2 separate regions of the Mus musculus genome follow, and region 2 is linked to region 1. The links are chromatin loops, found by intact Hi-C in ENCODE. Cell type or tissue: left cerebral cortex. All regions are shown on one strand.

The links. Peaks named below come from ENCODE experiments on the same cell type or tissue, not always from the same donor. Only the 100,000 strongest peaks of a DNase experiment are listed, where the experiment ranks them.
Region 2: it touches region 1 in a loop (6-fold over the local background); 2 of 42 quality-filtered maps call a loop at or near these places.

The regions. Positions count from the first base shown.
Region 1 is chr2:138,471,902-138,479,901 of GRCm38, forward strand. The region is part of intron 2 of LOC102636024 (a long non-coding RNA gene); the gene reads left to right. Among named protein-coding and RNA genes, the nearest start is that of Gm14061, 110 kb to the right of the region's middle. In left cerebral cortex, no CTCF peak of the experiment used is centred here; DNase peaks (open chromatin) are centred at 4,209 and 4,802; H3K27ac peaks cover 1,324 bases.
Region 2 is chr2:138,707,374-138,715,373 of GRCm38, forward strand. All of the region lies in intron 5 of Gm14061 (a long non-coding RNA gene), which reads left to right. Among named protein-coding and RNA genes, the nearest start is that of Mir1952, 110 kb to the right of the region's middle. In left cerebral cortex, a CTCF peak has its summit at 3,138; DNase peaks (open chromatin) are centred at 1,618 and 2,066; H3K27ac peaks cover 2,303 bases.

The sequences.
Region 1 (8,000 bases):
ACCCCCCCACGCCCAACACTAGCTTTGGGGCTTACTGGGGATGCCACCTGCACTGCCTTGGCACCCTACCTTCTCAAGTGCCCATGCTTCTCTATCCAAGGGAAGTCTGGAAACGCTGTAGCATTTGGTACACCCTAGAGTCACACTGAGGGAATAAAATTCATAAGTTAAGTACAACTGGAGAAATCCTCCCAGATTTCTGTCTTTGAAACTCTCTACGTTATCCCCTGACTTTCCATAGTCGTCTACCCAGTGACAGCCCTTTAGTGACTCCTTTCCCCATTCCTTCCTGTGTTTTCATAGCTTGACTACAGCTTGTATTTTGAAGAAGCCCATGCTAAGATTCACACCCATTAAAAAATTAAATAGAGAGCTGAGAGAATTGGTGGGCCAGTGGATGGAGTAGGCTAATGAGAATGACCCCAACAGGCTCATTTAGTTGAATACTTACTTGATCCCAGACAAGTGGGACTGTTTGGGAAGGATTAGGAGGTATTGCCTTGCTGAAAAAGTTGTGTCACTAGGGATGTGTTCTGTAATTTTAAAATACCATTCCATTGCCAGTTAGATTTCTTCCTGCCTCCTGCTTGTAGATCTGGATGTAAGATCTCAGCTACTGCTCCAGCACCATGCCTACTGCCTGTTGCTATGCTCCCCCTCCATGATGGACCTGGGCTCATCTTCTGAAATGCTAAACCCACAATAAACTCTTCTGTGATCTGCCTTGGGCATCGTGGTGCCTTGACATGCCTGTAGAAAAGTAGCTAAGTCTGTGTGTTAAGTAGAAACTGCATAAGACGTCTTCCACCATTGTGGAAACTCTAGCTCTGTCTCTTTCTCTTCAGAATGTTAAGCAATTTCTAACCTTATATTTAGACACAGGGTCTGTCTTTGCAGATGACAGTTTTGTTTTTACTTTAAGAGCCCTAGTATGTATGGCATGTCCTAGGAAAGTGTTATATCTTCCAACTAGGACAAAAGTTTGCCAGTCTGTCTTTAACTTCCTCTAAATTTATAAATTAGCCACCCTAGATTATTTGTATTTCTTATTTACTTTAGCCCTCTAGTGACCTCTAGTTTGAGATTTTTACTGCAAGAATCCACCACTTTTCTGAGACTCTCACTTTTGACTCAAGTTTTAGAAGTCCAGTCTTCTTTTCTTCTTCTTCTTCTTCTTCTCCTTCTTCTTCTTCTTCTTCTTCTTCTTCTTCTTCTTCTTCTTCTTCTTCTTCTTCTTCTTCTTCTTCTTCTTCTTCTTCTTCTTCTTCTTCTCTTCCTCCTCCTCCTCCTCCTCCTCTTCCTCCTCCTCCTCCTCCTCCTCCTCCTTCTTCTTCTTCTTCTCCTTTCCCTCTAGCTCCCTTTTCTCCACCATTCAGTGTACCTCTATTGCTCCATGGATTTCAGGTCTGCCTCTCAGTCACTCTCTGGGGACTGCAGGTAATACTGCACATACAGGCTGTTATGAATAATTCCCAATCAACCTAACTTCCTACCACTTAGAGCCATCTAAATGTTTTTCTTCAAAGATACACAATATTGAATTAATGCTCTTTCAGAAACAGAACAAAAACTATTGTACTCTCTTTCCCCCTTTCTTAAGAACAAGTATTTAGATAGTGAAGTGATTGAACCACTCTTCGTTCTCTATTATTAATGGAAAATTGGCCATAAATTGCTGAGGCGTGACTAGCGCATTCCCCAACACAGCTGCGAATGCTTTATGCTGGATCATTTTTGATTTCTGAGAATAAAGGGAGGAAATGGTTCAGAGCTGGCACTTCTCTAAACATAACCTCGTGTCATTCTCAACAGAGAATAACTATTCTGAAGAAAGAGCTGACAAGAAAAAGGGCCACCTTCAGCTCCTTCCCTCCCCACACCTCCTGTTTTTATGGTGTGGTGGGTTTGACTGCTAGTTTTGAAAAGGTAGAACTGAATATTTATTTTTTACAATTTATAAAACTAATATAAAATTCCTATGTGCTTGGTAAATGCTTTATAATTAATACACTGCAATTCATGATATCATCTTACCACAATTTGAAAGCACATGTTTTATTCAATATATTTACCCATACGTTATCCATTTTAATCTTCAAAGATCCTAGTAAAACAGTTATTGGTATTCCCATTTTATAGACGGAAGGAAGTGTTCAGGTAGGTATATTAATTATTATAAAGATGCAACCCATGGAAAAGAGGGTTGGTGTTGTTTCTTCTGTACGTACTTAGCTCTGTTTTCTCCAGATATGATTTTCTTCTGAGATCATCCATCCCTTAGGAAAACATTTCTTCCTGCCTCCAGGTGAAATCTATGGAGTAGCTGCAGGATGCTGAACATTCAGTCATGGACGTCAATGTCAATCATGGTTGACACTGATGTTACAGCTATGAGATCCATGGCTTTAAAAGAGTCCCATGATGTGAGAATGCCATCAGCACCTGGACAAGTTGTCAGGCAAGGGAAAATAACCATGGTTAAAAGTAGCTGGTTCCTCTGTGTGTGTGTGTGTATGTGTGTGTGTGTGTGTGTGTGAGAGAGAGAGAGAGAGAGAGAGAGAGAGAGAGAGAGAGAAGGGTGAGGGAGGGAAGGAGAGAGGGGGGAGAGGATGAGGAAAAGGCGAGGGGGAGGGGGAGAGAGAGGGAGAGAGAGAGGGAGAGGGAGAGGGAGAGGGAGAGGGAGAGGGAGAGGGAGAGGGAGAGGGTGAGGGAGAGGGAGGAGACCAGTTCATTCCAGCTTTTGATCTCTTTCTTTCTTTTCTTCATTTCCCTCCTCTGTTCCCTTCTTCCTTCCCTCACCCCAACTCTAACCCTGTCTCCCTCCCTCCATGCCTTCCTTTTTTCCTTCCTAAGGAAGCAACTCCCTATGTCCCCATAACTGTCTTGGTACTCATTACATGGAGGGCTATGCCCTAAATCTTGCAGTGGGCGTCTCGTCTCTGTCTCCTTAGTGTTAGAGTTTTCAGCCTGTGCAACCACACCTCACTTTCGGCAGGTTTCTTAGATTACCTGCAAAGTTTCTCATTCATTTAAGCTAAATTCTCTGGTTGGAATTTGTCACTTTCAATTAAAAAAAAAATCCCTCAGATGTCCTTGCTGGTAGATTGCTTCATCTAATCCATGCAAGAAAAGCACAGATAGGTCCACCATTAGCACAGTTTCAGTTCTGGAGTTGAACTAGATAAAATTATGCTCATTTCAACTAATCTACTGGGAAAGCTAGCAGGTGCACACAACCCAAAAGCAGAGCACATCTTTCTGTCTCTGTCGCTGTTTCTATCTCTGTTTCTCTCTGTATCTCTGTCTTAGTTTCTCGGTCTCTCTCTGTCTTTGTCTCTGTCTGTTTCTCTGTCTCTCTCTCTCTTTGTGTGTATATGTGTGTGTGTGTGTGTGTGTGTGTGTGTGCGCGCGCACTTGTGCGCATGTGGTGTGACTCACTCTCCCTATACAGCCCAGGCTGGCCTTGAACTCTCTCACTCATTATACCTCAGCCTCTCAAGTGCTGGGGTTCTATGGTGTTCCATATCATTCCCTTCCTTCTTAATGCAACTCTAGTTTTTTTCTTCTTCTTTTCCATAGTTTCTTGCTTTTGTTTGTTTGTTTTCAGCTTTTATTTTTTGTTTTAACTGATGAAGGCCAGAGAAGATAAAACAATGCAATAGATGAGATACACTCAATTGCGTGATTTGATACAATTTTTAATATCCTGAAAATCAAAATCTCCATGTGCTATAAATATGGCATTATTTTAAATTTAATAGTTATTTCTGATAGGTTACTTCATCTCCAAGACATTTCTACTTACTGTGTACTTAATGAGCACTTATTTTGTTGAAATCCTATCTTTGGTGCTAGAGAGCTGAACAGATGCAGAAGATGTGTTGGCTCTATACTAAACCCTCCATTTTCCCCTCCCATACTCCATTGCTTCTATTTTTTTTTCTCAGCTGAGTTGAGAAAACTTCTCTTACACAAATCTTCTAAAATCTAGGTGAGACCCTTTGCCTCAGTCATTGTGCATTGCCTGCTGTTGCTCCTTCTCTTGAGAGGGTTGGTTTCTGCCTCCAGGAATTGCACCAGTACAGACATCTGCAGACAGTGCCTTCTTCCGGAGTCAGCTTGCGAAGATGATGAATCTTGATGCCATTCTCATTATGCAGCTGTTGTGAGCCCAAGATGGAGGTAAACTTCTGACAAGCAAAAAGGCTGTCTTCTGCTTTTCCTACCCTGCACATGTTCCTCTTTGAGAGCATCCTCACTTACTGAGTGTCCCCTTGCAGGACTTGTTGGATAGTTTCTTGATATCGTAGCACAGAGATTCATCTGGAAAGAGGGAACCTGAATTAAGAAAATGACTCCATCAGACTGGCTTATAGGCAAGTCTATTAGCCATTTTCTTAATGATTGATGTGAGAGGGCCCCACTTACTCTTGCTTCTGGGTTATAGAAGAAAGCAGTCTGAGCAAACTGTAGGAAACAAGGCAGTAAGCAGTGTTCTCCCATAATCGTTGCAAGTTCCTGAATCCTGATCCCTGCCTCTGGTTCCTGACTCTCCTTCATGATGCACTGTAGTGCCGATGTAAACTTAACTCCTCCCCTTTCTCCTTGCTGCTTTTGTCTCAGCAATGGAAGGCAAACTGGCACAGGCATCCCCTGTTTTGGACTTCTTGCTCTCTTACATATTTTTCACATAAAAATCATGTTTATCCTTCCTACCAGCCTCTGTGCTCACCAATCACACACTTGCCAACTCTGTGGTAAATGAGCAGAAGCTGCAGCCTTGTGGTGTTGGGGTTTGATGCTAAACATACATACCCCATAACGTATGCTGCTTCATAACTGGACAAGCTGGTACATCTGAGGAGAGGCGCATGTCCTGCGTTCCCTAAAATAGTATAGCAGCAGCTGCACTAATTTTAGATAGGAACAAAAAAGGCCTGTGGATGTAAAGGCTTTGCTTTTCTCTACAAAGTCAGCTTGTGTGGAAAAACTGGCTAGAGATAGGGAAAATTAACAATGTTATAATTTTCACATAAACTAAAGTAAATGAAAGATCTACAGAATAGGTGTTCTCTAGTATTAATAAGAATATCTAGTTGAGTCGTTTGGACTGGAGAGGGATAGAGAGATGATAGTTGGGTCTCATATTCACAGCCAATGAGTGTTGAGTTGTGAATAACTGCCAGAATGTTTTCTCAATAAAAGGGCAAAGACTGGAGGAGAAAAAAATGTAAAAATTGATAGTCAGCTTGGGGGAGTTGCCACATGAGAAACTGGAACACAACCAGCATTGGAGTAAGAAGGCCGAGGGGAAGAAGACAGAAAGGGCTAGGCAGGGAATTTGTTGACAATATTTTGTTTTTCTAAGTTTGGTGGGCAAGTTTGGACAAAGGGAAGATGTCTTTATTGGGTGCATATATTATGATAAAAGATCGCAAAGGTGCCCATTTATTTTACTCATCGATGAGATGTGTATAATCGTTGTCTTACCTTACATTTGTGGGAACCAGACTTAAAGGGAGCTAGCTGGCCTGGCACGAGCAATGAAAGGCATTGACCTGAATTTTCACTAACGGACTTGATTCTGTGCCATGGCATACTGTGTTGTGTACTTGGCCAACTGCTCTCTGCACCTTTGTGATCTTCTGGTATCTTCTCTACCCATAGAACTGGAAATCTGAAACTCTTATATGTCACAAATGCTTTATAGCTAATTTTAAATCCAGTTGTCCAACTTTAATGACTTTTAAGCAATGCTGTGAAGTTATGAGTGTCTGTCATATTTCCAGTGGTAGTTGCCCCTTTCTGGAATGTTGATCCATTCTGACTTCTCAGCAGCAGGAATTGCTGAACATGTCTAAATCCTGTGACTCAGTAACAAACATGATCTTGCAGGTTTTAGCATGGACCTTCTCAGCTTCTACCTTTTCCACCCAGAGCACACACATTTGCTAGGTTAGTTATCACTGGAGTCTTTCTCCTTTTCTTTCATTGGTTCAGTTGTCTTCATTAAAGCTTACTCAGATATGAGGTAAAATGATTGAAATAATTCCTCTACCCTACTGACTTTTGAGATGACTGTTAACTTTTGCTTCAGCAAGCATATGGTAATAAGTCAAATAAAGACTACCTTCTAGAATAATAGTTCACAGCTATTTCCTTTTAGATAGCATATACATTTATTCATAATTCACTCATACCATGCATGCATGGAACATATTACCTTAGTCTAAGAAAAATTCCTGGGAGATCACTGTGGGCCTGCTTTTCACAGCGTACATAAGAAATTTAATCTCAGGCATGTGGTTTTCCCTAGAGTTATAAAATTGTATTGTGGAAGGATTAAAATAATTCTTCATCAGTGTTATCAATACTTCCTTAGTTCTACTACAATTGTAAACTATCCAGACCAAGCATAGTATTCACCTTGATGTAATCTCTTCCACTTGTGTAGGTATACAGGGTATCTGAAGGCTGTTTCAACAAGTACAGAACCTACCATGAAAATTTGACCAAAGGCAATTGATTCAAACTGGGCTCCAAGGAGATACCAGTGAAGGCATATTGGAAGTCAGTGGCAAAGAAAAAAGGAAGGAAGGAAGGATTTCAGGCCAAGTTCCAGTTCTGGCTTTATCACTTTAGGCTGTGTGAAGCACACAAATGATACTATGTAGCTTTCTTCTTTGGAATCAAGAATCTGAGCTTTCATACTTGCTTCTAGTCAGTCATTGGCCGTGGATCCTCTTTGGAGATGGGAACTTGTGACTGTACCCAAAGTAACTCTGGTACCCTAAACACAAAGGAATAACTTTAAAGGAAGTTGCTACAGATATAAGGTATTGATAATGCAGGTAGCTAAAATTTGAGCGTCCAGTCCTAGAGAAAGACTATTAAGGAAATCCAAATAGACCCATAACAGTGTACATCCTATATACATGACCTACCATAAGCTCATGGATTTAATATATATTCTCTAACATTTTTCTGAGACTAGAATCTTCTATGACACTTATTGATCCTACACAGCTGTCTCTCTTTATCTTCTATGTTTTAGTATCTACATAGTCTCCTGATACTCCCCATCTCAGCCCATAGTTCTTTTTTATTGCTTTGCATTATTTCTTCAATGCAGTTATAATTCTCTGTATTTATTATTTTTAAAAGTTTAAAATATCTCTGCCCAACGTAAGTTCTGTAAAGACTGAAATATCTCTTTTCATCCTTTCATTCACAATACTAGAATTCTTGCCATAGCGTAGGTATTTAATGTAGTTTGTTAATGAGTCGTGCCTGCGTGGATGAAACAATAATCATGAAGCGAAATGTAGAACCACTGTGAAGCACTGAGAGTACTTGGTATTAAATACAAGATTTCTTGTTAGTCTCCCCTTTTCATTATGCCAGAAAACATAGATGAAGGATTACATTAAAGTTCAGTCTATAGTCTTTCAAAATATTGTAGGTAATATCAGGTTTAATGGATATATTTTCTGATAGTATAATGCTTTCAGGATATTTTTTAAAGAAAATTGTGGTATTGAAGGGAGCTCTTTAGTTATTTGACGCATTCCATCTCTCACTGGACCAAAATAGCTTCCCTTTTCCCCAGAAGATGTGTGCATTCCATTATGTCATTATTGAATGCATGTTTGGCACAAAGTGCTGTTAAATTTTTGCATGGGACATATTTTATGTAAAAAAAAAAAAGTCAGTGAATTCTTGCCACATTCTGCTTCACAGTGTTTCTTACTGGAATTAGCTACAGACCCCTTTCTTTTCTGCCAGGATGAGGGGAGTATAGTAACTAATAATATAATCTACACTCTACTCCTTAGGTGAGAAACTGGTTTAGGAATTCAGAATGTTTCAGATCTTTTACACTGCACCAATATTTTTCTTCCATTAGACAAATGCCATTTCCCTTAGTAGCAATTTAGTCATTACCCCATAATATAAAAGAAGTGTGAAATCCGTCACAAGGAAGATGATGTTGTGACACA
Region 2 (8,000 bases), 240 kb after region 1:
ACTCTACCAAGAACACCAACTTCTGTCTCATGGAAAGAAAGCAAACCCTGTGGCTTCTACTTATTTACATGGCATATCCTCTTGTGTCTCTCACTTTAACCCATAGCTAAACATAAAGCTTAGCAGCTGTGCATGTATAGAAAAGAATTCCAGATGTATTTCAGGAAGGAACAGAATATCCATTTTCTTAATTTCTAAGGTGCTTTTCATAAGAAGCATATCTATTCAGGAAGATACCTATCAGAAAGTGCCATTCCCCTTAGTTTTCTAATCAGCCGATCTCTGTGCTCAGCTGCAGATGTGCATAGTGGCAGATGATGTAAATGGAGCCATGGTAGTTGATTAGCTCATGGAGGTGAATTGCAACATATGTAGAAGTGGGTTATAAACATCAAATATATATAGCAAATGTGATCTTTTAACCTGTTAAGATGTGGCATCCTTTGTTCACCAGAGCAAAGTGCCCTTGGTTAATGTTAGTCAAGTTAATGCTATCATTTAGTGCTAGCCAAGCCTACTAGAGAAATTGGCAGACAAAGATGTATAGTATTGTGTGCCTGATACTACCAATAAGATGCAGGCTTAAAGGCAGAAAAAGTTCCGGAAGTGACTGACTCTAAAATGAAGGGGGATGGATACTCTAAAATCATTTTGAGGGTATCCACATATCATGCTGTTTCTTGAGAGCTTGAGCCTGACATCCTCTATCCACTGAGGTGCTTCAGCATTTGTCACTGACTAGAGACAGCGCATGCTCAAGCCCAGTGTGGGACGTAGCTCTGTATCTACACCATCGTGTTTCAGGTCTTATTTCTCCCTGATATTTTTTTCTTCCAGAAGATGGTTGAATTTACAGTATTGTTTGAATCACAGAGAAAGTACACAACTTTCATATCCAATATTAATATATTGAATGTATTCTGAAATAGGTACTGAGTGACACTTAAGAAAACTAGACCCTATGAAGATATATTGGACAGAGTTCATTAGTCTAGATACATAGGTCAAATTGTAGAAGACAACAACCCTGTAATTCCAATGCAGAAGCATAGCAAAGGTGTGATTCTTGCTTGTAGAATACCCACTATGCTTTCAAGGAAGAACTACTGTCCCCTAGGAATCTGTCCGTTGTGCAGCCGTTCATTACACCAGATTAACGCTGCGTCATAGTATTTAGCTCTACCATAAAAAAGATGTGGCATCCTGTTCACCAGAGCAAACTGAGAGAACAGGGAGAAACAGGCATAGGCTTTCCAGAGAACATCTCTGTCCTCTGTCCGTTGGCCAGCACCACCCACAGCAAAGGGGAAGGGATATTTACTATTTCTATGTTCCTGGAATCAGACCTTTATAATCCCAAAGAAACAAGTTTACTCATTTTAGAAAAATTCTAGCTTCCAAGTTTTAATTTGCACCCCCTCATAATCTCCAGGTGTTCTGTGTCCACAAAGGAATAGATCAGAGAGCCAGTATTTCCTTTTCTTTGTGCAGAACAGAAGGGCACCGTGGCTGGCGTCCCTAGGTCATGATTTATTGGTTCCTCTGAACCACTGCAATGCTGTATTCTTTCAGGACACTCAGAAACACAGCAGGCCTTTTTAAGAATCCCAACTGGCTCCCAGGCTGAATACAAGAGGAGGAAAAAGCATCAGTTGAAATGGAAATCTGCACATACCAAAAATAGACCTCTCATGAGGGTTGTCTTGAAAAAGAACTCAGGGCTAAATAGTTCTGGGTGACATATGTTGAATCATTTAAATTTTGTTTCCCTCCAGTTTAGCCAGGAAATAAATGAATTTAAAACAGTGAAAGAAAAAAGAAAAGAAAATATTTTAACTTTAAAAGCCATCTCAGGAATTTCTCCTGAATTACGGTAACCAAACATTGGTCAGCCCAAGTTATTTTCCATTTCCCCTTCATAGTTCTGACACATAGTTCCACAAAATCCTGTCAAATGACAGTGCTATAATACTATTTTTGTCCCCACCTCTCCATGTCACCTGGTTCTCCTGTTTGGAAATGTGTATCTAACCTTCACTCTGCTCTGTTCTTTCTATCACTAGGACATCCAGGTCCCCTTTCCAGGCTCTCAGCTTCCCAAGCCTTTCTCTGTACTTGCTCCAATGTATGCAGTTCACACTTTGTGAAACACTGCCCTTTTCTCTGGGATCTCCTCTAAGTGGAAGCAGTCTTAATCATACACTGGCAAGCTCAATAGATGTAAGTATGGTAGGCTGGCTTTTCAGAGAGGCCATTTGGTCCTTGACACAACATTTTGCTTTTGGACTTTGGAGCAGAAACGTGAAGCTAGGTTTAGGTCCACTTTGTTGGTTGTTTGGATTAGCATGACTTTCTGACCTGTGAGGCTAATGTTCCTTGGCCTTCTCTGATGATGCCATTTTATCCATCTACTTAGAAATGCATACTAAGGCTGAGTCTCCATGGATCACAAAGCTAAGCCACCTGGCGTGTTGCTTTGTTCCCAGGTTGAGCTGGGACCACAATACATTCCTATCTGAGAAATACTTGGAAAGTTCCTATGAGGATATCCATTCCTAATCCTTCTGCTGTCCTCCATATTTCCACACTTCTTTGCCATGTTGCTTTCCTCAATAGAGGGATATTGATCTTGATCCTGACCACTTATATTCTTAAGACAGTATTTGATTAGAGAGACATCATGTACCGAATGTGTAGCCATGTTCTATAGCTGGCTTAACTAAAATCTAACTACAAATTCACCTTAAGAGGAACTTTCTTTTTGTGTTTTATATACTTTCACAATGATGGAAATTGCATAGAGACTTAAATCTGACCATAAGCTATGAGTCTTTCTTTGCCCACGCATACCAGGAAATCCACTCAAAGTCAGCTAAAGGTGTTCTCACCCTTCTCCATTTTAGCAAAGGAAGGAAACACATGTTTCTATAGATCAAAATTTATTTTTAGAAGGAGGAGGCATTAGCACAGTTGAAAAGCAGTCCAAGAGGAGACAGACTTGTAAGAAAAGTTATACGTGGACATCCTCAAAGACACATGGGGACTGAAGGGGTCTTTGCTGATCTTGAGGAACAAGCAACCACAACACCAGGACAAAGTTGTATCCATCAAAACATGATAATGAAAATGATCATACAACCTCCTGTAAGCTATTGGGTACACAGCTACCCTATAATATAATCATACAGCCCCCCCCCCCTGTAGGCTATTGGGTTCATGGCTACCCTATAACATTGACAGTCCCTCCACCTACAGATACTCTTCTGCTTTTAAAATTACAATAGTGCTGTTCACCAGATGCCGTGACTTTAACATAGCCTAAAGATGAATAGCATAGTGTTGCAGGTAAGAGAATGTGCTCTGGGACCTAAAACTTGGGTTTTATGTTCAGCTCTGTCATTTTACTGACTTCAATATTTAAGCTCTCCAGGTCTCAGTTTCTTATGTGAATAGGATCAGTTGTAAATTATATTTCATAAAATCATTAGAGATTAAATATTTTAAGCCACACAGAATACTTAGGACACCATCAGGAATTAGCATGTTCTCAGCAGGCATTAGCTATTTTTATTATTATCATCATTATTTAATGAAAATTGAGGGCATGTAAGTCCACAGTACACTGCTGGGTACCCTGTGGAGAATTTTGATGAATATAAGATGTGGTTGCTATCCCAAAGGAATATATAACATAATAATGTGTTAATTCTGTGTCTTAAATTTTTGTTGAGTTCATTTACTCATTCAAATAGTCAAAGACATTAATAATTATTTTCAACAGACAAACTAATTGATATGAGAGCAAAACAGATATTAGAAATGGGAACTGTGAACTCAAAAATAATGAATTGCTAGTCTATAGAAATTTCTAAGTATAAGGAAATTTCATCTGAATAGAAGAAGATACATAGTATTTCGTTTTGAGACAAAGTCTTCATAAGCCTTTGCTTGGCCTTGAATTCATTGGTCAGCAGTCTAGTCTTAAGTTCCTTAACCTCCCAGCTGATGAGACTACAAGCATGAATAAACATCCCTAGCTAAGATACCTTTACTTCTTTTCCAATTTGAACCCCTCTGTTTACTTTTCTTGCCTAAAACTTTTGATCAGCAATTTCAGTATTGTGTTGAACAGAAGTGACCAAAGTAGACATTTTTCCTTGTTGTTGAAATGATTTCAGGTTTCACATATTACATTTATTATGTGAAAATACTTTTATACTGTTCCTACTTTGTTGAACATTTTCATCATGAAATAGTGATGAATTTTGTCAAAAATAATTTTTACTCATTGAAAATATTAGACTGAACTATTAACATTTTTGCTAAATTTTGTATGGTAAAATACTCTTGTGTAACTTGGACATGGTATGTACAATTTATGTGTGTTGTTGGGTTTGTTTGTTATCTTTGATGACTTTTGTCACTAGAAATTGGGTCTATTAGTTTTCTTTAGTTGAGTCAATTTTTTTTGGCTTTTATGTAAGGTTAATTCTGACTTTATAAAGTAAAGTGGAAAGTATTATTGCCTAGTCATTTTTAAAAAATAGCTTAAGAAGAATTGACACTAATTATTCTTTAAATACTTGCTGAAGTAAAGGTTATATCTAATCCTGGGCTTTTCTTTGTAATAAATATTTTTTATACAGAAACATACAGGTAACCTGCTAATGAATTGAGTAACAAACATTAATATATTTATTCCATTATTCATCTATTGTTTGACAATCATATTTCAGTATATATGCAAAAATACAGACATATAAATACATTTATTTTTTGTAAATTACTAAAATGTAGGTCACATATAATTACTATGATTACCATGTACTTGTAGAGTCTAAGAATGGATATATTTCCTAGGCATAAAGATTCTATTTTATGTAATTTTAGTCAATCATGCTTTGTATACAGTTTAGAGGACTATCTAGTCTAAAAGTATATATTTAATTTAATTACCCCTCTCTTTAACTTCTTTTAATCTGAGACTTTTTACTCAGCCTTTTAGTCATACTATTGCATTTTCAGATAATCAGCCTGGTTTTACTGTAGGAAAATTTGAGGCCGTTTTCATGATTATATCAAAGTTACACGGTCTTTCACAGAGTAGTATATGCAATGCCCTTGTTACAGTCATAAGCACAGAAAGTACATTTTCCCTCATCAGTGCTGAGAGTTTTGGTCACCTAGTAAATGTAGTATATACTTATTCCTCATCGAAGGGTGATCCAGTTATTCAATTTATCCATATAGAGCTAGAAAAATACCTCTGGAATGAATACAAAAGTGTGTCAAAGATGCATGGTCATGCAACAACATTTTTTAATCATTACAATTTGTCAATCTAGAATGTCTCTTACATGAGCAGATGTTTTCTATAGTGGTTTAAAAGTAATGATATCTCAATAGCTATCAGCATTCTGTTTAGGAAAAGGCCCACCTTAACTCTTGTATTTTAACTGATTGTTCTAGCTATTTCTAGCTCTAACTCAGGGATTACCAAGATTATATAATTTGTTGCTTAAATGGCATTATAGTTGAACAGCAACAATTTGTGAAAACTGGTGTCCATGTCCCTGTGCCAGTATAACGCTGTGGGTATCTTAAACTATCCTCAATTTTATAGTTTTAGATCAGTCACCCTAGGTAGATTATTTTCTGAAGCTTTATGAAAAAAATATTATGTGCTTATGGAGTGATCATCTTTAGAACTCTTCCCTTCACCAATCCTTTTTTTATAAGTAGGTATGTAAGCAAACAGGACTTTGTAGAAATTTGCTTATTAGTTACATATATCTTACCTTAGAATTCTCCTCTGCAGAAGTGGTATTAGTAGATGTCTTAAGTTTCTATTGTTGTGAAGAGAAGAGACACCATGACCACAGGAACTCTTATACAGGAAAAAATGGGACTTGCTTATAGGTCCAGAAGCTTAGTCCATTATCATTATGAAGGGAAGCATGACTGCACACAGGCAGACATGGTGCTGGAAAAGTACCATAGATCTCTGCATCTGGTTTGGCAGGCAGCAGGAAGAGAGAGTAATATGGGACCTAACTTGAACTTCTGAAACACCATGGCCCATACCAATGATCCACTTCCTCCAATAAATCCACACCTACTTCAACAAGGTCACACTTCCAATAATGCCACTCCATGTGAATCTATGTGGGCCATTTTCAACACAGTGGACTTTAGGGTAAAATCCTGAGTAGAGTCATAGTATCTATGTGGCCCATTATCACAGTGGACTTTACAGTCAAATCCTGACCATAGTCATACTGTGTATTCCCTAAGTTTAGGGCTCAAGTGTTTTCTAACGTTTAAGATTAGTTGATGCATATGCTCAACATGTTACTATAAACAAAGACTATGATTTACAATTCATATTCTGACCAAGATTCTTTGTGGTGAGGAGCAAAACTAGGGTTAGAAATGAAAGACAGCCATAGAACTTGTATATTCCTAGCAAACTTCCTGACTGTTCCATAGTCTTGGTCCAAGATGTTCCTATTAGAGATGTGAGTTAGACATGTTCTTTTCTAGATTATTCACAGGAGATAAAGAAAGAGAAAATTTAAAAAAATGATAAATCACTAAAACATTTCCTTTTTTAAACAGTCAAAGGTAATGCTATTTTAACAAATAAACTTATATGTTGCAGGCACTGTTGATGGCACTGTTGATGTCTTGTCTATATCTTTAGTAGCAAGCAGCACACCACAAAACAGTGCTAGGGGTGTCTGCATCCTCTAGAGAGTTTCCCTTAGACAGTGGGAACATTTATTCCCTAGAGGCAAGGATCATCTTGGCTCAAAGGAAACCTGAATCAAGAGCCAAAAACTATTTTAAATTGGGCACTTACCTCAAATTAAACCGTAAAGATCTTGCTCAGCAAATCTTGGCGGTAGGGTGGGGTGGGAAGGATGGCGGTGGAGGATGGGAACCTGAGGCCTTACTTCCCTGTGCAGGAACTCAAGGTCTTGCTTAGCTGGTTCCCTGAACCTATCTGTTTGTTTTCTCCATTGAGAATTCTCCTAATTGTCATCTAAATAAACCATGAGTTGTGGGTGGCTCACACACTTTGTGTGTCATGTTCATCTAGAAATTCACAATACCCCAGGTTTGCTGATTGGAAATCTGAAAACCAAGTTTATTATCTTTGACACCTGCTTCAAACAGAATGACAACCTATCCCTGAAAATACAATTACTTTTTCAGCAGCCTTCATAGCTCCAATCAAGGGTAGGTACCATGACCTTTTCTTTGCTTTCTCTTCTCCATTCATCACCATAGACACCATGTCGGCCCTCTTTGACTCAGGTAGGATTTCTCTATCATTTCTCTCTTTCTAGCAGTTACTTACTGTTAGTTACTAGTGGTTGTCCATGCTGAGGAAATATGCTGATAATGCATTGTCTATTTCCACAACTCTTGCTTTTGAACTTGCTTTCTGTACATTTGGGTTCTGTCTCTCTGAGCATCTCTGCATCTGGGAATCTATGAAAATTCAGATCAAGTGTTGTACAAAGTCAAAGATTCCATAAACTAAAATCACCTTTTTCTTCCTGTTCCCTGGAGTATTTATTTTTTTCTTTATAATATGTGCTGTTTGCCATTTTATTACCAGGGAATGCATCTAACTCTGATACTGTAGCATTGGGTGCTCTAATGTGGGGGCTGTATTTTATTCCTGTTTTCTCATCCCTTCATCTTGTGCACTTCTGAAATGTGCTGGTCAACCTACAGCTTGCAAGGGCTGGCAGCAGTCACAAAACATATCTGCCAAAACTAATTTCTGTCTGAGAACACAGCACACTATCCTGTGTTAGCATACCACACTTTAATTCTTAACTTCATCTTTGTGCCTTACCCTTGCTTTTCATGTCCCTTCCTTTTGTAGTTTAGTCACCATCATCACTTGTGTGCTTAGATTTTGTGTTTGTTTCTAGTTTGGCTTTGACTCAACTCTATTTGATTTCCCCTGAAGTCTGAATGAGCGC